Regions from separate parts of the Mus musculus genome. Here regions 1 and 3 are each linked to region 2. Evidence: chromatin loops called from intact Hi-C (ENCODE). Cell type or tissue: left cerebral cortex. All regions are shown on one strand.

Region 1 (8,000 bases), 270 kb before region 2:
AATATGATGCACGTGCAGGAAATTATATGTAAGGGTGAAGCTAAAAGAATCTTCATAAACTGTACCCCTCACCCCCGTGTAAACATAACCAGTAACCAGATTAAAACAAACAAACCCAGAATGTTACTAGTACCCTCCCTCCTCATATCTCCTTCAAGTCTGGCTGTTTTTTAAAACTCCTTATTGATTCTTGGAGTTTCACATCATGCACTCCACTTCCCTCATATCCACCCTTCTTCCCCAAATAAAACACAAGCACAACCACACATACACATACAAGCACACACACACCACCACTACCAACAACAACAACAACAACCAAGCACAGAAAAAGTTCAACTTGGCCAGGCGGTGGTGACACACACCTTTAATCCCAGCACTTGGGAGGCAAAGGCAGGGTGATTTCTGAGTTCGATGCCAGCCTGATCTACAAAGTGAGTTCCAGGACAGCCAGGGCTACACAGAGAAATCCTGTCTTGAAAAAAAAAACAAACAAACACCCCCCCCCCAAAAAAAAAGAAAGAAAGAAAGAAAGAAAGAAAGAAAGAAAGAAAGAAAGAAAGAAAGAAAGAAAAAGTTCAACTTGGAAGCTGTAGTGTGTCACAGTGTGTCCCACAGTCTATCCCTCTGTCCACACACCTTCACTTGCAAATGTTCATTGCAATGAGTCATTGGTCTGGTTCAAGATCTCTGGCTTCTGCGACACCATCAATATTGGGTTCTCATCGGAACTCCTCCCAGTTACCCCGTTGTTGTTTTGTGTTATGGAGACCCTGCAACAGCAGGACTGGCCTTCACACATCTCAATCCTTCGCAGATGATACAGATTTTGGGGTGGGTCAATTCACAGACCAGGATCTGGGCCTGGGTGATAGCTGAGCTGGTCAGCCCACCAGATCTGCCCCATCAGCACCACCAAAGCAAGTTCTCCAGCACTGGTCCCGATAGGACATCCAATTCTTCCATTAGAAGGAGGCAGGGTCAGCTCTCCTGCTCTCATGGGGCCAGCTCATCCACCCCATGGTTCTACAACCAGCTCCACTGTGCTGCCCAGGTAAGGTGCAGACAGCTCCCCTGAGTGCTGTAGCCAGTAAGGGGCAGGGCCAGCTCACTCACTCTTAGGAACTCAGGGTCAGCTCTCCCAACTGCTTCAGGTGGCAAGGGTGAGGGAGCATGGCCCCTTGTCCTCCACCCCCAACTCCCCACCCCAGACTACTTTACAGCAGATGATTGGCAGGGCCAACTTTCCTATGCCCCTGCCACCAGGGCCAGCCAGCTCTATTGTGCTATGGCTGTGCATTTGACTTCACTTTTGTGATAGGACTTTTGGGTGTTTAGCACAAATGGCCATAATATTTTATGTAACCAGGAAAAATTCCTTTCAGTTTTGCTAGCACCAGACATTATTTTTAAACTTAAAATAATAATTATTTCTCTTATTTATATATGTGCATTTCCTGTGTGAGCTTATGTGTCCCACGTGCATGCAGTAGCCCTCAGAGTCTCAAACTGGAATTAGAGGTGTGTGTGAGCCAACTGATGGGGTAGCTGAGAAGTGAACTTGGATCCTCTGGAAAACTAAGGTGTTTTAACCTTAACCCTTGAGCCATCTCTCCAACTCCTATATAGCAATTTAAGTCCCGATGAATAGCAGAGCTGCTGCTTACCTTTCTGGTGTTATTAGGGAAACAGGAGGTAGGGTCCACAGCCAGCCCATAAGGAAGGAGTCAGTCCTCATGGCCTGGAACCCCTGGAACATCCTCAGGAACTACAAATTGATCGTTTGACCAGTAGGGTTTTACCTTTACATCCTACTGGGGATGGCAGGGCCTTTTAATAGATTTTCTGGGTGTCTGGGTAAAGATTCTCCCAGCCCAAGCCTTTGTTTAAGATGCTGGGGCACATTCAGCATTAGGCTGGAATTACTTGGGTATGGGAGGGCTGCTCGCAATGGGAGGAGGGAATGACCCGAACTGCTGGGTCCTGGGCTCTTGACAGCTCACTTGCTCCCACGTAGCATCCCTCAAAGGGAGCCTGGGAGCCTAAGGATGAAGCATTGGATAGAAAGGAACTGATCAAGATGAGGAGCATGTTCCTCTAACCCCACTAGTGCCAGGCCCAGTCAGGCATGATAGTACAGCTATGGCTCTATTACCACCCTTGCTTCAATCCGAGGCACATGAGAGTGAGTCCCGCCCACCTGACCCCCACCCCCAAGCACTACTGTGCTATTTGCTCAGATGAGAATGTTTAAGCTGGCCTAGACAAGCATTTTGGTAGTGCACACCTGTAGTCCCAGCTCTTGGCTGCTGGAAGGAGGAGGAGGGGGAGGACAGGGAGGGGGGGTGCAGGATGTCTGAGAGTTGAAGGTCACTCTGGACTACACAAGGCCCTGTCTGAAAAGTGGAACTTTCTTGTCCATGACCATAAAGCAGGCATTGAGAAACTGCTCCTACATTGGCTCACTGAGCCCACAAGATAACTCGGGGGAGGGGGGAGATGTCAGCCTGGCATCTCGCCTTCACTTCAGGTCTGTCTCCTTTAGGCATCTTACACTCTGTCAGCTTTTACGGCATCTTGTTCCAAACCTCTAAAAGGTGTCTGATGTTACCAGAATTTTTAGAGTAATTGACTGGGCTTTGGAAGCCCCACCAAGACAGGCTTGGCTATTGGTGTCCAAAACACCAACTAAAGATACAGGTACTTTAGGTACAACTAAAGGTACTAATGAAAAGTGGAGACAAGAGAGTTATTCCACGTGGCCACATTGAAAGGCTTCAGTGGCTCCTCCAGGCCTATCTTTAGGATACTATCAGAAAATTTGGTTTAAACAGAGGATAAGAAGTAGCATGGCTGAGCAGTCTGGGTCAAGGTATGGTCCCACCTGTCACTGACCCATCATTGTCTCTGCCCCAGTCTCTCCTGCAAGATGATCTGGAAAGTTGTCAGTACTGTGATATCTCTTCCTGGGCAGCAAGGCTTCCTGGTTGGCACCAGGCTCCAGCTTTTACCTCCCTCCTGCATGTTCTTTGTGGGAGATTTTAACTCTTTGTGGTCCTCTGTAGATTAAAGGTTGGAATGAGGGTCTCAGCTGCCCCTTACTCTGGATTCTTCTATCCATGCCTACTTACCCAAAGCCCAGATCCCTTCCCTCTTCTGCTCCCCTGTGTGGGTCAGGCTTACTGCATCATGGAGAGTGGGTCTCTGCAGTATGAGGGTGTCCCTTGTTACTGTGGGCCTTACACAGTCCTTCTGTTTCTGCAGCTTGGTGACTTAGGGATCTAGCTTGTAGAGGGTGGTTGAAACCTTGTCCAGGGAGAGGTGACAGAGGCAGGACCAGGAGCTTTGGGGGTACAATGGATGTCTCCCTCAGACTGGTGTGGGATAGGGTCACTTGGTGGCCAAACCGGACTCATCCATGATGATAGCAATGGCTGCCTTTCCCCCATTTGTCACATGCTCATGTCTCTCTGCCTTGTTGCCACCAGATGGCAGAAAGAGGCTGAGGTACTGCCCAGCCTCACTGTTTCTTCCCTGTCACGTGGTTGCAAGTAGGATAGGTGGGAAGACAAATTCTCCCTAGATATCTCCCGTTCTCTCTTATCCAGCTTGCTCTGGGGTCCCTGTGGGTGCTGAGATGCCCTCCTCTGAGTCATACCACCCACTTCTTGCAGAGGGTCAAGATGTTGCCCATTTGGTACAGCCTTGCCTGGCTGGCCCTGCTCTGCCTCTCAAGACCAAAAGTTTCCTTTTCTGAGGCTAGGCAAGTCTGAAGGCTGGTCCTGGGGACTGCAAACTAAGGATTGAAGAACTCAGGAACTGCTTTCACAGGCTGTAGGAAGCACCTGTTAGAGGACACAGTGACATCTATGCATGGGACTGTCTTTCTCACCCTGATATGTCTTCCCTGTGCAGAGTTCCTGTTGTTGTTCAGTCCTGGGAACGCTGGCAAGTCCTAAGGATCTTGTGAAAAGTTCCACACCCACTCCTAGGTCCCTGGACCCCCTCCTCATTGACTCCAGCCAGGGAGGCTGGGGACAACACCCTTTCTACCTTTCATCCTTAGATTCAGTTTTCATGGGCCAAAGTAGCCTCCCCAAGCCTTGAGCAAGCTGGCTCAGACCTTGCAGCCACTGAGAATAAGACCACCTGGGGTGAAGCCTTCCCACCTAGATGGTTCTATTGTTCTGTCACCTGCCACTGCTCTTCAAGACGCCTGCTACTGCTGAGAGGCTGAACCTGTCTTCCTGAGATAGTCCTGAGATAGCTGACAACCTGTGGAATTAGTGACCTAATGCTAACAGCTCTGACAGACTAGTGCTAACCACTTAGCAACAAAGCATCAAGAAGCCTGGTGTGGGGGAAAAAAAAAAAAGAAGAAGAAGAAAAAGCCTGGCACTGCGGGAGATGGGCTTCCCCCCTTTATAAGCACAGACTGCTAGTAAACATTGGGCCATGATCAGAAAATTTGTCTTGGTCTCTTTACTTCTCTCCCGGTTCCCACTTTTAGAGCTCCAGCCTCCCATTCAGGAACCCAGTTTATGTGGCTGCAGGCGTCTACAGGCCAAGCCACAGCCAAGACTGGGATAGGCAGATTTGTGAGCACTTGGGTCTCTGCCTGGCCATGCCATGAGCCTGGCTGGACACTGAAGCCACAATGTGCTGATGTGAGCACGTTGATGGGCCTGATGTGCTCAGAGACACTGAAGCCTGTGCTGTCCTGTGGCCTGGAGCCCCTGCCCATCTGCCACACAGATTCCTCTGCCCAGGGTGGACCATGGTCTGAGTCAGGCCCAAGGGTACTTCTTGAACCAAGAGGAGGAAGATGCTTTGGGTAGGGTGCTATATAGGCTCGGTAGGGGCTGCAGGCCTGGCAAAGCTCATGCCAGCTGGGCAGAAAGGAATGGTGCAGGTGAAGGAAAATGAGATTTTGTAACTTGTGATTCATGTAAAAGAGTTGTCTATGAGCCCGCCGCCTGGGGCCGAGAACAAAGCAGAACAGACAGGGCTGCTGTTAATACATTCCTAAGAACAGCTTGACTGTAAAAATGAAAAAATACAAGGACAAGCAGGGCTATCTTGTCTGGGTCAACACCACCTGGCCAGAACCTCCCCTCTGTCTACTGCCCCTTGACGCTGGGTAAAGTCATACATCAACTGGTTGCTATGTGAACAAGATAAGCCCCCAGCCCACAGGAACAAAGTCCTGATGCCCTTTTGCTGACATGTAATCTTTCTGTTAATGTTTGAATAAGCCAATAGTGTGTCTAGTATGTCGCTATGCTGAATTCCACACCCCTAAGCCCCTCACCCCATAAAAACCCCTAGCTTTCGAGCCTCGTGGCCGACATCCGTTATCTCCTGTGTGGGATGCATGTCGGTCCGGAGCTCCATCATTAAACGACCTCATGTAATTACAGCAAGATGGGTCCTCGTGTTTTTTTGGGTGCTCTCTCACTCCTGAGACTAGAGTGGGGGTCCCCGAAAGGGGGTCTTACACAGGAAGATGTGACTTAGAGAGGGATGGTCACACTTGGGTCTCGGGTGTGTTAAAAAGGGAAATAGATGAAGGCCTTGGTGGCATTCTGTGATCCCTGGAATAAGGAGACTGGGGCAGGAGAGTTGCAGTTAATAACAGCCTCTGTTACATAGGGAGACCCTACCTCAGAAGAACAAACAAACCAGAACCATCTCCCCCTAGTCACCTCCCCCCACCCAGGAAAATAATTCAAAAATAAACAGTATAAATGGGAAGAAAGGAAAGGGGAATGGGCTGGGAAGGACAAAGACAGGGAGAGGCCAGGCAGGAAAGGCTAATCTCCCCTCAGATTGGGACAAGCAGAGTGTCAAAGTGGTGGCCCCAGTTTTATTAACAAATAATGGTTAAGCTAATAATACAGCTTAGGAATTTTGATAAAAACCTTTTCAGTAGTGCATATATCTGTTCTCCACAGCATTCAGCATTCTCCATTGCCATTCAGCCCCAGCAGCTGAATGTTTTAAGTGGGGCTTAATGGGCCATTTTAGTAGGAGCATGGAAGACATTGGGTGCTGAGGGCCATGGGGAATGCGGGAGCCCAACTCAGGAGGTTTGAGAGGATAAGTAGACTACTATTTAAATGTATATCGACCACTGTGGTATTTTAGCAAAGATGTGGCCTTTTTTTTTTTTTTTTTTGCCATAAATGAAAGAGTTCTGCTAATTGTGTTGGCAGAAATTTCAAGACAGCCCAGGAATGACTGTGTTGTATAGCTATTAGTGGCTGTTCCTAGTCAGATCTTTAATGATCAAACTGATGAAGGAAAATACAAACTGTAGAATTTGAGGAGAATAAGAGCACCAGAAAGTGCAATGAAGCTAAGTATAGTCTTGAGGAGATAAAAATGCCTAAAGAAAGCCTGATGCTAAATGGAATAAAGGGTATGGTAACCTCAGGGCAAGACCTCACCCAACCTGTGAAAAGAAGCCAAAGACAAGCTTTTAGTTAATTAAATTAAGCAGTGAAGAAAACCTGAGAAAAGAGAAAGCTTAATAAAATGTATTGGTCTGGGGGATCTAGCCCAGTGGTAGAGCGCACACTCTTCCCATGTGTGAGGTCCTGGGTTCAATCCCAGCATCTCCAAGCATCTGTAAATTTGTTGCTGGGTAGTGGTGGCGCATGCCTTTAATCCCAGCACTTGGGAGACAGAGGCAGGCGGATTTCTGAGTTCGAGGCCAGCCTGGTCTACAAAGTGAGTTCCAGGACAGCCAGGGCTAAACAGAGAAACCCTGTCTTGAAAAACCAAAAAAAAAAAAAAAGGAAATGAGGAGGCTGTGTCCCACCCTCAGCAAGCGGAAGAATTTGGCCTCTTTGACCACAAGGTCTTGAAAGTCAAGAGCACTAAAAATCAGATCAGTGTGGAGTCCCCCTCTAAGGTTAAGGAAAACTGCAGCCAGATGGTACTCGGGGTGTCCCTGCATGGAGAATCAGAGTGGCCTTTGCATGAAGCTGCGAAAGTGAAGCTTGGGTTATGTTGGAGACCCCAAGTGTTGGCAATGCCACAGTCATTGCAAGGGAGAGCTGCCAACAGGGTGTGGATCCAGCACAAAAGAGTGAAGTGTGTTGCAGTCAACAAGGCTGAAAGAAGTTGGAATCTAAAGAGTGCTTTGACATCAGACATTGAGATGCAGAGTTTGGAGTTAGCCGAGGTGATTTCCAGTCTTTCTTTGGTCCAGTATTTCCTCACTGTACTCCACTTCTTCCCTTTTGGAATGGTAATGTGTATTCTGTGCCTTTATAGGTTGGAAGACTGTGGCTTGCTTTTTGCTTTTGCTTTTGCTTTTTACAGGGGATTACAGTTAAGAGACTGCCTTGAGTCTCAGAAAAGACTTTGAACTTTGGATTTCTAAACGGTGTGGAGACAGTTATAGACCATGAGAACTTTTAAAATTGGACTAAATCTATTTTGTATTATGCTATGACTATAGGCCTAAGGGAGCCAGGCAGTGGAATGTAGTGGTTTGAAAGAGGATGTCCCTAGTAGGCTCATAGACATGAGTGCTTGCTCACCAGGGAATGGTGTCAGAAGCCATCCAGGAAAGGCTATGGCAAGCAAGTGAGTTTTCTGGAGGTGGCTCATCACTTTGCATGGCTGTGATGGGAGCACTCTCAGATGCAGGGTCCTCAGAGACTTTGTCCCAGAATTGCTTCTTGCTGTTGATATGCATTTCCTGCCACTATTCCATGGCCTGGGCATCAGCCTACCCTATTGGGCAGATTTTCTGCAGAATCAAAATGAAGATATATTTTCATATAGTAAAGCTGTATAGATGAATTGATGATTTCACAATTCCTAATAACAAATTTTATAGAATTCCTAAATTGATGCTAGTAATCCCAAACCCCCTATAGAATAAAAGTTGTAAACAGAGTTCTGTAAGCCCTCATGAATCACAGGCGAATTGCACAAGGAAAAGGAAGCAGGCTTGGAACAGATTTACAGTCATGGAAAACATTCCC
Region 2 (8,000 bases):
CTAGGAAGAGAAAGACAACTGATGCAAATCCTCATGGCCAAATTAATTAAAGTGAGCAATTAATTAAAGCAAGTTTTTTGATTCGTGTACACAGGCTGCCTGCTTGCCTCCCTTAAGGCAGGTTCGAGAGGACAGCATCGGAGGTGAGGAAGGTGAGGTTTTTATAGTTCTAGGGTAGGGGGTTTACAAATGGGGGATTTGGAGGGCAAAATAGGCAAGGTTTCAGGAACAGGACATAGCCATAACAAGTTAGTCTTGCACGGGTTCCTGAAAGACACAGTTACAAGAGGAACATAACAACAGGTAGTCATAACAAGGCAACCATAACAACCTTTAGAAACAAAGGTAGGGTCCAAGATGGTTATTAACTTTTTGAAACAAAGACATGATTGCCATTCCTGGAACAGGCAGTATAGAACCATTTGTAGTGAAGGTTACAGGTGGGGCACAGCCCAATCCTTGAGAAACAGATTTAATCATAAACAGGACTGAACCTAGTTAGTCTTTACTATAAGATGGTTTTTAGGAGTAAGATGGAACAGGCTGGCTCTTCACCACCTCTCCATACCCCTCTGAAAGTTTCATGTAGCCCAGGCTGGCCTCAAACTTGCTATGTAGCTGAAAACGAGCTTGCACCTCGGATCCTCCTGCCTCTGCTTGCTGAGTGCTGAGATTACAGGAACATGCCGGGATTATGTGGTGCTAGGGGTTGAAGCTAGACCTCAGCATGGTAGGCTAGCCCCTGACCAACTGAACCACATCCCCAGCCCATTCCTGGCATGTTTGATTGCTCGTTTGTGGACTGAATCTCACTATGTAACCCAGCTGGCCTGGATCTTACTATACAGACTAGGCTGTCCTTGAACTCACAGAGATCTAACTGCCTCTGCCTACCAAATGCTGGGATTAAGGGCATGTGCCACCATCCCTGATACTTTTATAAGCCATAAAATACCACTTTTAAAAGCTACTTTTGATGAACTATTTTAAAATGTAAAAACTGAGGCTTGAGATGCAGTTTAGTAGGGGGTTGTTCATCTAGCATACATGAGACCATTGCGGGGTTGATTCTTAGCGCTGGGGGAAAAAAAGGGAAAGCATTTAAAAACCATTCTTAGTTGCAGGTTATACAAAAAGAGGCTAAGGCCCAGACGGCCTGTGGACGCTCCCATCTGCTCTATGGTTTACTTCACTTCTAGCCCCCTACCCGGCCTGGCAGAAAGTAAGATATTTTGAAGAGATATTATTTTGGCTATCAAACTGCTCAAACAGTAGAGCCCCAAGTAATTGAACTCCCCCAGGAGCCTCATGCTGGGAGAAGAGAAAGCTTAAAGCCTGGGCTAGCCAGGGGGAAAGGATTGTGCACAGGCTGCACTTCAGCTGGAACTGCTTAGATATGCAAATCTAGGGTCCTCTATTTAAATAGAAATCTCACTTTAAGGCCCGGAAGACAGATCTGGAGGGAAAGGGATCTCTTTAGCCCCTTCCCAGTATGGCCAGACTGAATAAATCTTTTCCACTTTTTACTATTACGGTCTTGTTGTTGTAATCTTGCTGAGGATGGCTTCCTGGGGCATGGACTGTGACCTGCCCTTTGGTAACACCCTGCGGAGTGCTGCACAGCAGTAGGAAGCGATCACTTCAAGCGATCTTGCAGTTCCAGACCACTGCAAGAACCCATGGAGGCTGCCCCGTGGGCGTGCCAGAGCTGTGCACAGAGATTTCAGCTTGTTTTCAGTTTTGTTCTGAAATCATCAACAATACTTACTACAGTGGGCATCCTCGTACTCGGGTGAGCTTTTGCAACCATGGGATTTAACTCTGTGAGTGAAGTGAAGGCTATTGAGCGTTTACACTTTTTCTATATATTGACAAGCTGTCTGGAGAGGCAGAATTTATTTCATATACCTATGAGCAAGGTCCTCCTTTCTCGTTTTCAGCCCCAAGTGTCTTGATAGATATGCTAGAAACTTATCTTTCTTGTAAACCCAAGGACTACCACAACTCCTTCTGTGGGGGATGTTCCCTTTGGTGTTCAGTCCTGCTCCCACTTGCCCTGAAAAGCAACTATGGTGTCTGTCTTGTTTCCACCACACTGGTCTGAAAGGTTCAAGCCGGACTTCCTGCCAAGGTGTAAAATCTGAGTTGACAACCTGGATGGCATTGCTGTCCAAGTACATGACAATTAAAGATTTGCAAAACATCCTCCTGGGTGACCTCTGTCCTGGTCCCTTTTGCTGTCACATCTAGAATCTTCTAACACCAGTGCCAAAGAGATGCTCAGGAGAGACCCCTTGTCTACCTGCCTCCTCTTCACTGCGTGGATAACTAAGGCTGAGAAAGGAAACACAAACAGAAGTAAACTTGCTCAGGGTCCCAGGGTTGTGAAACCTCTATGCCTCCTCCTTCTTGTCTGTTTTCAAGACTGGCCTCACACTGGATATGTAGCTGAGGATGGCCTTGAACTGCCAAGTCTCCCGCTTCTGTCTCCCCTGTGCTAGTACTACAGGCTTGCACTAGCACACTTGGTTTGACGTGGGCTGGAGATCACAATTTCCAGGCCTCTGTCCCTAGCAGCACGCAGTCAACCACCAGAGCCACATTTCTATTCCTGCAGCTGAGGCTGACCCTTAAATCCTCACCCCCTGGTCCCAATGCTCGGCTTACAGGTGGGTTACAGTAAGAACTGTCCCTCCCGGTCCTGTAGGCACACTCCTCTGCCTCACAAAAAGGCTCCTGGACTCCTTTGCAGGTGACTTTATGTATACGGTCATCAGCTAAGGCCAGCACTTATCCCCGCCTCACTCTGATCTCTCTGGCCTACCTGTGGTGTGATGGCACAGCCTCCAGGTCTGAGGCTCTCCCAGGACACCCACACATGCTGCCACACTAGCTGTATGTGTGTAGAATGGCTAGCTACCCACAACCCACGCCCAGGTGCTTACTGCCCATTCATAAGCTGACTGTCCTCAAGTGAACTGGGGGAAACCTTGTTCACATGAATGATTGCCCCAGCAAAGAGCTGAGGGTGACTGCTCCAAGGGACCAAGACCCTGATATAAAAGGGGCATTGGGAAGCCCAGTCCCCCAGGGGAGCAACTGAAGGGAGGAGTACGGAGAAGGGAGAGAAGTGTCCATCAGACAAGCTACAGGCTACGCCCACAGGGCATTACAACACCTCGGAGCCCTACAGGACAAAGCTTGGTTCAGCTAGCGGCCGACCTGCAGAATGACGGCCTGGGGACCCTCACAAATGCAAAGGTTGTCATTCCAGGGGCTTCTCCCGTGCTGGTGTTTCAGCAGTCTCAGTACCTCAAGCCGTGTGCTGGCCCAGAGGCCCTTACATATAGCAGAAGAGAAGTGCCAGGCAGGAAACACACACTGTTAAGTGCTCCCACGTGTCAAGCCCTGTGCCAAGTTGCTGTCTAACTGTGCCATCTGCCCTCCATCTCCACACCTGGGGGATGGGCAGGAGGAATCATCCCTACTTGGAAACAAGAAAGGCCAGCTCTCCAGAGTAAAGGGAAGGAGAGGCCTCCACAGGTCAGTGCCCTCTGGCTGCCTCACTTGGGCTCCAACCCTAGCCAGAGAAAGAACGGGCCAAGGCCTGTTCCAGACACAGCCTGTCCTCCCTCCCAGGGGCCCAGGCTAAAAAAGCCTGGGGTAGGTGGAGCCACTACTCTGCAGGCAGTCCTTTCCTCACACCCCCACACATGCGTGGGCTAGGAGGAAGTGGTGGTGTTGCCATTCCCTTGTGCTCTGAGGCTGCCCATCTGTGTCCTGGGATAGGACTCCCTACCCCCATCCTCCTACCCGGAAACTCACTTGCTCTGGGGCTATGGGAAAACGAACTGTTTGAGAGACTCTCTCCCCAGGGGGCAGTGACAACGTCAAAACCCCTCTCCAGGCCTTCTGCCTTCCAGGCTCTATCTGATCAGCTTCTGCCAACAGCTCTGGGGCACATGAAGCAGAGGGCAGCCATGAGAGTCTCCCTTCTCCTGACTGTGGCACGGTTGGCATCTTCATCACTTATTTTAGCCTGCGGGCAGGGAGGGACTTAAAGAGAGGAGGTTCATTCTCAGTAGAAGTTTATAGAAAGAAAAAAAACAAGCCTTTCCAGTCCCAGACTGGAAGGACCCACAGCAGTCATCTGTGTGAGAGAAGCGCCCTCTGTTGGACATGCAGGATACAGCCACCTAGGTAGCCCCACCTCGGGGGCTATTCAGACACAAGGAAGGAAAAGCAACTTCGGCTGTGTCTTAATGTGTGCTCCCACAAAACTAGTGCTAGATTAACTAACACAAGCAGTGACCAACGCAGCCTCTGGACTATGTCAAATGAGTTTAAATGGAAATAAAACCACCCAGGCTGGAACAGGCAGAGAAGATGTGTGTGAGTGGAGGGTTTGTACAGATTTGAAAAGTGAAGAGAAAGAGCAGTTATATGCAGGAGCCAACCCACAGCAGTGGTCATTGGATGGAACACAGGAACAACAGGAGGCTACGCAGACCCACAGAGGATTCTGGGGAAGGGAAGCATCTACCTGCTGGAGCTGGTCATAGTTCAGTCTTGGAATTTCTGCTCCTGCATCCTCATATATAAAATTAGTCAACGTTGAGGTGGCCTAGCCAAGAACAGAGGGTGAAAAAAAAAAAAATCTCCCATCCCATCACACAGGAGTGGCTTCTGGAGTATCTAAGAACACTGGAAGGAGTTAGGTTTGAAACAAGAGGTACAAGCAGTGAGCAGCCCCTGGGGCTTTCGGTGTGTTAGAAACAAGCAAGGTATCTAACAAGGAGAGAGAGCTGAGCCTCAGAGCTCAGGGAGGAACAAGAGCGGGAGTGGGGGAGCATGGAGTGCTGAGACCCTTCTGCCCTTCAGACCACAGGCTGTCACGGGCCCTCAGGGTCAGTGTGTGGGGTCACACCCTGCCTACACCATCTCACTTAATCTAGCTCCTGCTTATCTTATACACTAGTCTGTCTCCTGTGTGCCTCACTCACCAGCACACACAGAGGATCTCCTTCTATACAGACCAGGATTAAGGGGAAAGAAAATCCCATGCCCTGCAGACGCAGGACTCCTTAGTGCCAGAAGCCACTGCACTCATCTTGAGAAGATACTCACCCCAGGAACGTCCAACAGCTTAGATACCAGGAGAGGCAGCTTCAGAGCGGCCACGCTGCCAGTGACGCCCACAAGAACACGGAACTTCCTCTCCTCTGAGGGGACGGCGGCTGGGCATGGGGCCTTTGGTTCCATGTGAGGTCTGGTGGCTTTCTGGGGGCTGAGGAAGCCTGGGTCTAGAATCTAAAAGAGAAGAAAGGGCATCCTCTTCATTCAGTCACAGAACAAGGGGCATGTGGCATGCCCTAGGCCATCTAAATGCCGGAGTTGCTGTGGGCTTTAAAAGTCCCAGCTTCTGGGAGCACGCGGTATGATGACCAAGTCAGGCCTCCTCTCCATACACTGCTCTAAGAGCCATACCTATGCCATGGCTGCCCAGGGACTGTCTCAGAGACCGTGTCACATAAAGGTACCGTTCAGGCTGAGTCTGAAGGATGAGCACTTTTTCAGGCAAGAAGAAATGACTTCAAATGGAATAACCCTGCAAAGTGCAGAGGTCTGAAGGAGAATGGCATGGCAGAGAACACGGTGTCAGTTATGAGAGACGCTGAAGAGTCCCGAGGAGGGGTAGGAGGGACCAGCCGGGCTGCATGGTCCCTCAGATCTGGGCCAGAATATCAAGGGAGGTGAGAACCTGGTGCTTTGTTGTGAGAAAGCAATGTCGGTGCTGGTGATGTGTGAGAGGGCCGAGACCGGGGGGAGTTACTGGGGTGTGCCTGGCTGGCTGGCTGGTGAAGCAGACAGAGAGGACAAGGTACTTGGATGCCAGTGGATTGGAACCACAGGCAAGGAGAATTCGTCTGGAGCCAGCTCTGTAGCCTGTCCCATCCTTGTGCACCAGGCTGAGTTCCAAAACACAAACTGACTTCTAAGAGTCAAATACGACGCAGTGGGCCACTCCACAGGAGCAGCTGACTGGGTTCCTCCTCCGGCTGATGCTCACATCAGAACCTCTACCCTGGAGGCTGGGCCAGCACACCTCGCTCCATCAGCCACAGTCACTGAGAACCAAACCCTGAGCAGAGAAGTGTGGAAGACAGCACTGCTGCTTTTAGGGACTCTGTGGATGTCGGGATGGCCCTTTTCTCCATGGAACCTTTTCAATGATCTCTCGCGGTTTAGACGTCAGGCCTTTGCCTTTGCTTCTTCCTCTACCAGCAATCTCCCTAAGGATGACCAGATTAACCACCACCCACCTCTTACCTCACCATCACGGCCCTGATTATCTGCTGGATGAATAAACAGTACACAGTACCTGCCCTGGGAAGCAAGAGTCCCGGGTCCTGTCCAAGGCTGTACTCCTGACCTGGTGTGTGATCTTGCGTCAGGATCATTCCCTCCCCCAAACCCTTTACTTATATGAAAGGCATAGGAACAGTTGATTTCTGAAGCCTCATCCAGTGCAGCGTGAATCAATGCAAAAGATGGTGCTAAGTGGCTCTTTCTATGAAAGGTCAAGGTCAGCCACGGGAGGAGAACCCAGTAGCTCCAGCTCCCTCCATGCCTGGGTAACCACAGGGGGCCTCTCTGCATTTGCCTGTAACCTTTAGGTATATATCCACTAGAGCTGAGGTGATTCCAGGTACCCATCTCAAAGGGGTTAAGCACAGATTAGTTCCCTAGGCACAACTCCCAACCGTAAAGTTCACCTTGCCAGTACTTTTTAAAGATCTACTTTATATATTCACTATTCATGTGTGTGGGCACTGTTTAGGTCTGTCTGACGGTTGACTGCATGTATGTCTCATGTGTGTGGGTATTCTGACTGCATGTATGTCTGTGCATCACTTGTGAAAAGTGCCCAAAGAGGCCAGAAAAGGGTGTCAGGTCCTCTGGAATTGGAGTTATAGGTGGTTATGACCTGCCACGCGGGTCTAAAAAAATTGAACGGAGGTCCTCTACAAGAGAAAGCTCACTTAACCACTGCGCCTTCTCTCTACCCAAGCCCTACCACCAATACCGAATCCTTGCTACAATAAAGAGCTGTAATCAGGACCAGGCTTGTTAAGAGACATGAGCCCACCCAAAGTTTGGGGAGCGCTGTTAACAACTGACAATGTCCATGGGACCTACTACCAGCTTCTCCCAGAGTACATCATTAGTAGGTGAGAGACAGGTCTGGGTTTTGTTATTGTTTAATTATTTTAAATTATGTGTGTACATGTGAGTATGTGCACTTGAATGTAGGTGCTCTGAGGCCAGAGGCATCCGGTCACCTTGAAGTTGGAGTACTGGGCAGTTGTGAGCTACGTGACTCGGTGTACACACAGAGACAGGAATAGAACTTGGGTTCTCTGTGAGAGCAGAACAGAAGCCATCTCTCCAGCTCCATAAGAAGCACATCCATTTTATTTTTCTCTTTTTGGTTTGGTTTTCCAAGACAGGTTTCTCTGTGTAACAGACCACTGGCAGTCCTGGAACTCGCTTTGTAGACTAGGCTGCCCTCAAACTGACAGAACTTTGAGCCCCAATGCTTGTTGAAAAGCACAGTTTTGAATCTCCAGGAAAACTTACCTGTCAGTCCTCAAACCTTGACCCCGTTGTCCTTCTTCAGTCAAATGTGGCAAGAACAGGAGAGTCCTGTAAAAAAGACGCACAATTCCATGTGCAGTCCCTGGACCTCAAAAAGATAACATTCCTAAGAGTCATGTTACAGAAAGCTGTCGGCTAAACTGGAGGCAGGACTCTGCTGCTCACTCAGCTGTTCTCCACAGAAGGCACAATGTTCTGCGGCCCAAGAAACATCATTTGTTCTGAGGCCCAAGCTTTGCTCAGGACCAAAACCATTCTTCTTGGCGAAGGGTTTGGGGGGAGATAGAAAGAAAGAGAGAGATAGAGAGACAGAGACAGACACACAGAGAGAGATACACAGA
Region 3 (8,000 bases), 230 kb before region 2:
ATAGAATTTTTTTTCTTTAGGCCTCTACTATTTATATGATGCCTTTTATGAAAATTTGAATCCCCTAATATATTTTCTATTAATTCTGATTTATTTTCTCATTTTTTAATGGCAATGGTCCTGGCAAACCTGTATGAGATCGAATATGGGTTATCTATAATAAATGATTTCTGTTTCGAATTACCTATTATAGCCGTATAAAATAACAAAGTTAATTCTGAATCATCTGGAATAAGTTCAGCAGTTTCTATATGCAAAACAATTCTTTCTGCATATTGAGAATTGAAAGAAAGATGAAATTTCAAGACCTGTAAGTCATATAAAGTACTCAGAAATTGCTGGTTGTTTGTGAGCTAGAGGCTGCCTGGGGCTGAGAAAAAAGAAAAACAAACCTGGGTATGCCCCGTAGTTAAAACATTCCTGGGAACAGCTTAACCTTTAAGAGGAATGTGAGGACATAGCAGAGCTATCTTGTCTGGGTCAACACCACCTGGCCGGAACCTCCCCCTCTGTCTACTGCCCCTTGACACCAGGTAAAGTCATACATCAACTGGTTGCTATGTGAACAAGATAAGCCCCCAGCCCACAGGAACAAAGTCCTGATGCCTTTTGCTGACGTGTAATCTTTCTGTTAATGTTTGAATAAGCCAATAGTGTGTCTAGTGTGTCGCTATGCTGAATTCCACACCCCTAAGCTCCTCACCCCATAAAAACCCCTAGCTTTCCAGCCTCGTGGCCGACATCCGTTATCTCATGTGTGGGATACATGTCGGTCCAGAGCTCCGTAATTAAACGTCCTCATGTATTTACATCAAGATGGTCATCTGTTCGTGATTCTTGGGTGCACGCCGAATTGGGAGTTGAGTGGGGGTTTCCTCACTAGGTTCTAACAGAATCAGTAAACATCTTAAGAGATTCTGGAAAATCTAATTAAACCATGGGACTAGCATATAGTTCTGATTTGTGAACTGAGATGAAGCATGTGGACTTTTAATTACTTTACATACATTTTCTGACCTATAACCTACCATTCCTGATTTATTGGCATCTGTATACAAGGTAGAAACTTCAAAAGTTGGTGTTCCTCTTACTATACGAGGAAGAATCCAATTAGTTCTTTTTATAAACTGTAGTTGCTTGCTTTGGGGGTATTTGCAAGCTCTTTGCCAGGCCTCATTGACTACCCATAATGAGGTAATTTCAGCATTAGTATAAAGCACAGCACCCTCTGCTGGGTTTCCCTGCTGATGGTCAAATCTTACCCTTTCACAATCAAAACAAACCTTTTGTATAGAGATTTTCAGTTTTTACTCTGTTTATGTGCTAAAAACATCCACTCTAAGATGTTATCTTCTTGCTGCATAAGAATTCCTGTAAGGGGCTGGTGAGATGGCTCAGTGGGTAAGAGCACCCGACTGCTCTTCTGAAGGTCCGGAGTTCAAATCCCAGCAACCACATGGTGGCTCACAACCATCTGTAACAAGATCTGACGCCCTCTTCTGGAGTGTCTGAAGACAGCTACAGTGTACTTACATATAATAAATAAATAAATCTTAAAAAAAAGAATTCCTGTAGGAGAGTGAGTAAAAGACAAAATACCTAGAATACAAACAGCCCAGCCTTGGATCCAGGCTTTCCACACATGCATCTCTATGCTCTTTTCCCACTAGAGCCGATTCTCTCTCAGCCTCAGCTGATAATTTCTTGGACTGTGTAAGTCCAAATTGCCTTGTAAGGTGTCAAAGAAATTACTTAACTCTTGAATGGTTAATCCAAATTAGGGCCATAGCCAGTTAATATGCTCTAGTAATTTTTGAAAAATCATTAGCCAGGCGTGGTGGCGCATGCCTTTAATCCCAGCACTTGGGAGGCAGAGGCAGGTGAATTTCTGAGTTCGAGGCCAGCCTGGTCTACAGAGTGAGTTCCAGGACAGCCAGGGCTACACAGAGAAACCCTGTCTCAAAAAACCAAAAAAAAAAAAAAAAAAAAAATCATTAAGAGTTTGTAACTAGTCTCTAACAGCTGTGGAACAAAATATTGACACACGGTGGGGACTGTTTAACATTCCTTTTGGCAAGACCCTCCATTGGTATCTCTTAGTTGATTTTTTCATTGTTTAATCTTCATTCTCTTTCTCAAGGGATATTGAGAAAAAGCAATCTTTTAAGTCAATCTCTAAAATAGGCCATGCCTTAGGTAACAAGGAAGTTAATGGGAGTCCAGGTTGTAAGGAACCCATTGGTCTCAGATCTATCGGTGTCTTCCATTTTCCAGAATCTTTTTAATGACAATAGAGGGGAATTCCAAGGACTGGTGAACTCTTCTATATGTAGAGCCTCCAGCTGCTCTTGGACCTGTTGTTCTAGGGCCTGTAACTTCTCGAACAGGCTTGTAGGTTAACCCTTTAGTGGTAGAGCAGTGGGTACTCTATCAGCAGTGGCCCTCCTCACAGTGGAGGCAGCCTCTGCTGCATCCTGCTTATGGACAGCATGGACAGTCTGTAACTGTCTTTGATGACATTGTTTCAGTACCTTTATCAGGATCTTTTCCCATAAGTTCATGGCTATATCTGCCACATATGGATTAACCTTCCTACCTGATCTTCCAGTCCTATACATTTTTTTTTTTTTTTTTGGTTTTTCGAGGCCCTGGCTGTCCTGGAACTCACTTTGTAGACCAGGCTGGCCTCGAACTCAGAAATCCGCCTGCCTCTGTCTCCCGAGTGCTGGGATCAAAGGCGTGTGCCACCACGTCCGGCACACTTTTTTTTAAGATTTATTTATTATATCTAACTACACTGTAGCTGTCTTCAGACACTCCAGAAGAGGGCACCAGATCTCATTACAGATGTTGTGAGCCACCATGTGGTTGCTGGGAATTGAACTCAGGACCTTTGTAAGAGCAGTCAGTGCTCTTAACTGCTGAGCCATCTCTCCAGCCCCCCAGTCCTATACATTTAATCAATTTTAGAGTTTGTATTACCTGAGACAATTTCCCAATCCCTAGTTACTGTGCAGATACCTTTTGAAGTGGCCAAGCTGGATTCCAGGGATCTTGTGAAATTATTATTACATCTGTTCCAGTTGTCCACTAGACCTTCAATCTCAATTCCATCTAATTGTTACTACAATTTTGGTCTCTCATCATTTATAGCAGTTTGCCGAAATACCTGTTGTCTAGTACTTGAATCCTCTTGTTTTATCTGTTGTAGCTACACCATCTTGATTGAATGGTTTAGTTAAGTTTGGAGCAGCACTGTCTGTCATAGTAGGTTTTAATTTTTCCAGTCGCTTTCTCAGTCTCTCCTTGGCTGATAGGGAACAAATGGCTCTTGTTTTTTGTTGGGGCCCAAGCAAAGCCCCTTAGACAGTTTTCTGACCATAAGGAATTGCCTCTAATATCTCTGGATGAACTACATTCATAAGCGTTGTGTGCCCATCTTCTGCATCTTTTACATATTCCAGGGTTATCATTTTTAAAAAATTTGTTTATTATAAAATGTGAGTACACTGTCTGCAGGCACATCAGAAGAGGGCATCAGATCCCATTACAGATGGTTGTGAGCCACCATGTGGTTGCTGGGAATTGAACTCAGGACCTCTGGAACAGCAGTCAGTGCTCTTAACCTCTGTGCCATCTCTCCAGCCCCCTAGGGACATTCATTAGAGAAAAATGTATCCTGTTTGCTCACAGTCCTTTAGGAGCTGGCTTGGTTCTCCACAGCCATAGCATTGGACAGCCTGAGCTCTCATATCTTCTGCCATTGTCTGTCCATCCACAACTAAATTGTAAGCATTACATCCAATATCTGAAGTAGTTTTAATCCACTCATAAATAGGTACAGATCGGGTACCAGAGATGGCTCAGTGGTTAAGAGCACTGACTGCCCTTCCGAAGTTCCTGAGTTCAAATCCCAGCAACCACATGGTGGTGGCTCACAACCATCTGTAATGAGATCTGACACCCTCTTCTGGTGTGTCTGAAGACAGCTACAGTGTACTTACATATATATAATAATAATAAAATAAATCTTTAAAAAATTGGTACAGATCTGGCTCTTAAAGATCTAACAGTCTTTTTGCATTCAGCATTAGCTTTCTCAGAAGCAAAAGACTCAATTATTTCTCTAGCATCTGTATCTGATATTGCTCTATTTAGAGCTGAAGTTAATCTTTGTTTTTTTTAAAAAAAAAAAGAAGTCAGCCAAAGGGTTTGTCTGAACCCTGGGTTATCTTTGTAAATGATCCAGATCATTTTCCCTTGTTCAACCTTGTCCCAAGCATTTAAATGACATTACTTTAAGGTGGCATCAAAAAAAACATAATTTGTACTCTAGTTCAGAATATTAACCTCCACCTAGCAACTGATCCTTGACAATATTAATATCTCTAGTTTGATTCTGTTGCTCCATAACTGAAGCCTCATCTGTCTACCATGTCAGCCACCGTAGTTGAGGGCCAGGTTCTAACATGGATGACATCAAATCTCTCTAATCTTTTGGAATTATACAATTTTTGCATGGCCCAGTTATTATCTGTTTCACGTAGGGTGAATGCATGCTATAAGACATTATTGCTTCATTAAGTCTTTTTAAGTCTAGTATTTCTATAGGCTGCCAGCAGCCAAATACTTCAAGCCAGTATGATTTCTCTCTCCTGGAGCTACTTCTCTTACAGTAACTGGAAAATTAGTTGTGGGTTTTCTAATGGGCCATCCTGTAGGTGGCGCCGTGGGCTCAAGATTGGATTTGTCTGAAGGTTTCTTTATTCTTATCTACAGGATCCTCTAATCTCTGTTCTATCACTTTTAATCTGGAATTCCATTTCTCAATCTTCTCCTTATCAAAGTCTGCTTTATTCTGATCTTTCCTTAAAGAGAGCATTGAAAATTGTGGTCATTACCAAACATATATTTCTATGCTGATATATGAAATAAAATTATACCGGGTCCACTTGCCCTCTGCCATTGTATATTCCACATCTTAACAAAATATATTTTCAGTTTTAATCTAATTCTCTCCTTCCTTCAGAGACTTGACTTTATTATTCTCAAACTAAATATTTCCCTTATTTCAACAGCAAAGTACACTTCTAACTGTTTCTACTTGTTTCTTTTACTGCTTTCAAACTTAATCCATTACCAGTTCAGAAGCTTGAGCCTGCAGCTTCTCAGTCAGACAGCAAATTCCTGAAAGTTCTCTCTCCGTGGGGCAGCAAGCTCCTCAAGCTAGCAGACACACCTTCTCACAATAACCGCAGTAAGTATTTAATTAACGCTTGCTTCCAATTTGGTTCAAAATTTTGGAACTGGTCTTTCTATCACAAATTTAACAGTTCTCTTCCCCCTTTCCTACTATACATACTTATGTGTGTACATGTATATGTATTATTTTATATATATAGTATATTACATATGTGTATTATATATACATAAATGTATAATATATGTATATTTTGAAGTATTTTGTATATTGCATATATTGTGTGTGTGTGTGTGTGTGTGTGTGTGTGTGTGTGTGTGTGTGTGTGTGTGTTTGGAGAAGGACATAGATCAGGTCACATGGGCTTCGCCCTCAGGATTCCAACTCTTGATAATGAGCAGTTAAGCAGTTCTCATAACCTTTAGGACAAAGATACATTGTATAACAATTTATGGCTCATCTTAAGTTACCAAAGACCAGTTTTCCTAGTAGATTTAGCAGCTGAAGTATTAATAATACTTTTCTGCGATGGTATAATTATAGTTTAGTAGCCCACTACAGTGTGTGTACAGATAATCTTAGTTTGCTATAACATGCCATGTATGTTATTTGGATTCAATTTTTTTTTTTAGAAAAATAATTTTTAAAAAAGAGTAAGTATGAGGGGGAAAGTTTTTTTTGAGGATTTATTTTTGGTTAAAAAGGGTTAACAAAGAGATGGCTCAATGGTTAAGAGCACTGACTGCTCTTCTAGAGGTCCTGAGTTCAATTCCCAGCAACCACATGGTGGCTCACAACCATCTGTAATGGTGTTTGATGCCCTCTTCTGGAGTGTCTGAAGACAGCTACAGAACTTATATACATAAAATAAATAAATGAATCTTTTTTTTTAAAGGGGTTAATGAGAATATTTTGGATAGCAGTGGATTTTGTGTGATTAAAAAAAAGGGGGGGGGGCTGGCAAGATGGTTCAGCGGGTAAGAGCACTGACTGCTCTTCTGAAGGTCCTGAGTTCAAATCCCAGCAACCACATGGTGGCTCACAACCATCCATAATGAGATCTGGCGCCCTCTTCTGGAGTGTCTTAAGACAGCTACAGTGTACTTACATATAATTAATAAATAAATCTTTAAGAAAAAAAAAGATATTGTCCTAAGAATGAAAAATAACAGATGTCAACAAGACCATGAAAGCCTGAAGCCAGCTCACAGGTCTAAGTTACACAGGTTTATGGGATATGACATAAGGCTGGTGTGTGTTTGATGACTGAGATTTAACAAAGTCTGACCTGAAGATGTATGTCTAATTTAGCTGTAGACGCAGAGCAGAGAAACTCCATTTGGTTGCTAGGCCACCATCTTAGTACCTAATGACTCTTAGTACCTAAAGACTCAAAGTTCCAGGAGGATGAGTTAGCTCCCAGAAAACAACCCTGACTTAGTGCCCCCCACCCAGGAACACAAAGTGTCAACCACCTACCCTGTGGTGAGAAGACTATGGCCGCCTTTGGCTTCTATAACTTACTTATGCTGACACCCAAGGATCCTTTGGGGTTGCCCTGACAGAGCAGGCTTGTTTGCTTGAGTAGGTAGATATTGATGGTCTTCTTGTGGTTTTGCCTTTTAAAACCGTTCCCCATACCTCTCTCTCCTTTACGACATGCCTGAGACTTGGTTTTACGACTGTTGTCCTGCCAGCATCGAATCAATAAATCTTTTAAGTTAGGATTGGATTGAGTCTGTGGTCTTTTTCCCAGGGATCTCAGACTCCACAACAAACCATTTGGAGAAAGTGGGTTATAACAAAAAAAAAAAAAAAAAAAAAAAAAAGAGCACTAGGGAAACCAGGAATGTTAAACTCGGGAGGAGGGGGCCTCATCAACAGAGGGGATTCCCTGGAAAGCTGGGAATGGGTGTAGTTTATCTTTGCTATCTGTAGAGCCAGGTCTCATTTGAATCCCCAAACTATTATGTTTATCCCAGACTCTTCTGAGTCCTGAGTATTCTTTTTCAGTCAATAGGACCCATTCTTATGAGAGAGGTCCCTTGTACTTTGCAAAACAGTTGACTATGTTTGTCCCAGACCCTTCCTTATCCTGAACATTGTTCCCAGTGGGTTCAACCCATCTTCATGGAAGAAGTCCCAGGGACTGTGCAAAAGAGTTGTCAGTGAAGCTATGCCTTGTTATGTTGCAATCATTGTCACAAGAAAACATTTTCCCTCATGTTGAAACAGGTCCGAAATGCACTGCTCCAGGTCAGACTCTAGAAGTTCGAACCAACACTGGCTAAGTCATGATGAACCACATTTCCATCCTGCCTCACACGGACTGTTACTCTGCCGGCCATGGCCTTTGCAGGGGTTGAGTGTCCAAAAATTGCTGAAGGAAGACCCCAGACTCAGTCTGCAAAGACAAAGAGAGTTTATTCTGCAGAAACAACCCGCATGAGGGTGCCAAGCATTCTTTGAAATGATGACCTCAGACAAAGATGCACAGGCCTTCTTACAGGGAACTCTCTAGAAGGATTAGGTCATCTAAAATGTCATTGGTGGGTGCTAGGGAGTCACAGGTGGTCAGTGGTCTGCATTCCTATGTCATGAACCCTTAGCCTTCGGGTAAGGTAGGGCTGCCGAGCACAGATGGCCCATTCTGAGATGAGGTATTTCCTCATTGGCTGGTCTCTGGGAGGTGGTTTATGACCCTGTTCTGGATTTTATGGTCTGTCCCTGGAGCTGGTGTCTTATGGCCTAGTCTCTGAGACTTAATGTCTGTTTCTGGAACTGTCGCATGACTGCCTTT

The links. A loop is a pair of places that touch in the nucleus more often than their neighbours do. Peaks named below come from ENCODE experiments on the same cell type or tissue, not always from the same donor. Only the 100,000 strongest peaks of a DNase experiment are listed, where the experiment ranks them.
Region 1: it touches region 2 in a loop (2.7-fold over the local background); 8 of 42 quality-filtered maps call a loop at or near these places.
Region 3: it touches region 2 in a loop (7-fold over the local background); 15 of 42 quality-filtered maps call a loop at or near these places.

The regions. Positions count from the first base shown.
Region 1 is chr9:57,159,201-57,167,200 of GRCm38, forward strand. No RefSeq gene overlaps it. Among named protein-coding and RNA genes, the nearest start is that of Commd4, 4.9 kb to the left of the region's middle. In left cerebral cortex, a CTCF peak has its summit at 3,480 (motif pointing right); a DNase peak (open chromatin) is centred at 3,505.
Region 2 is chr9:57,429,776-57,437,775 of GRCm38, forward strand. It overlaps Ppcdc (phosphopantothenoylcysteine decarboxylase), which reads right to left. Exons shown (of 7, transcript NM_176831.5): 2 at 7,642-7,707; 3 at 5,128-5,310. The coding sequence starts at 5,262. Among named protein-coding and RNA genes, the nearest start is that of Ppcdc, 6.3 kb to the right of the region's middle. In left cerebral cortex, a CTCF peak has its summit at 4,172 (motif pointing left); DNase peaks (open chromatin) are centred at 1,645, 2,980, 3,446, 3,705 and 2 more places; H3K27ac peaks cover 2,645 bases.
Region 3 is chr9:57,204,771-57,212,770 of GRCm38, forward strand. No RefSeq gene overlaps it. Among named protein-coding and RNA genes, the nearest start is that of Gm46115, 5.6 kb to the left of the region's middle. In left cerebral cortex, CTCF peaks have their summits at 2,784 (motif pointing right), 2,986, 4,712 (motif pointing right) and 6,031 (motif pointing left); a DNase peak (open chromatin) is centred at 4,714.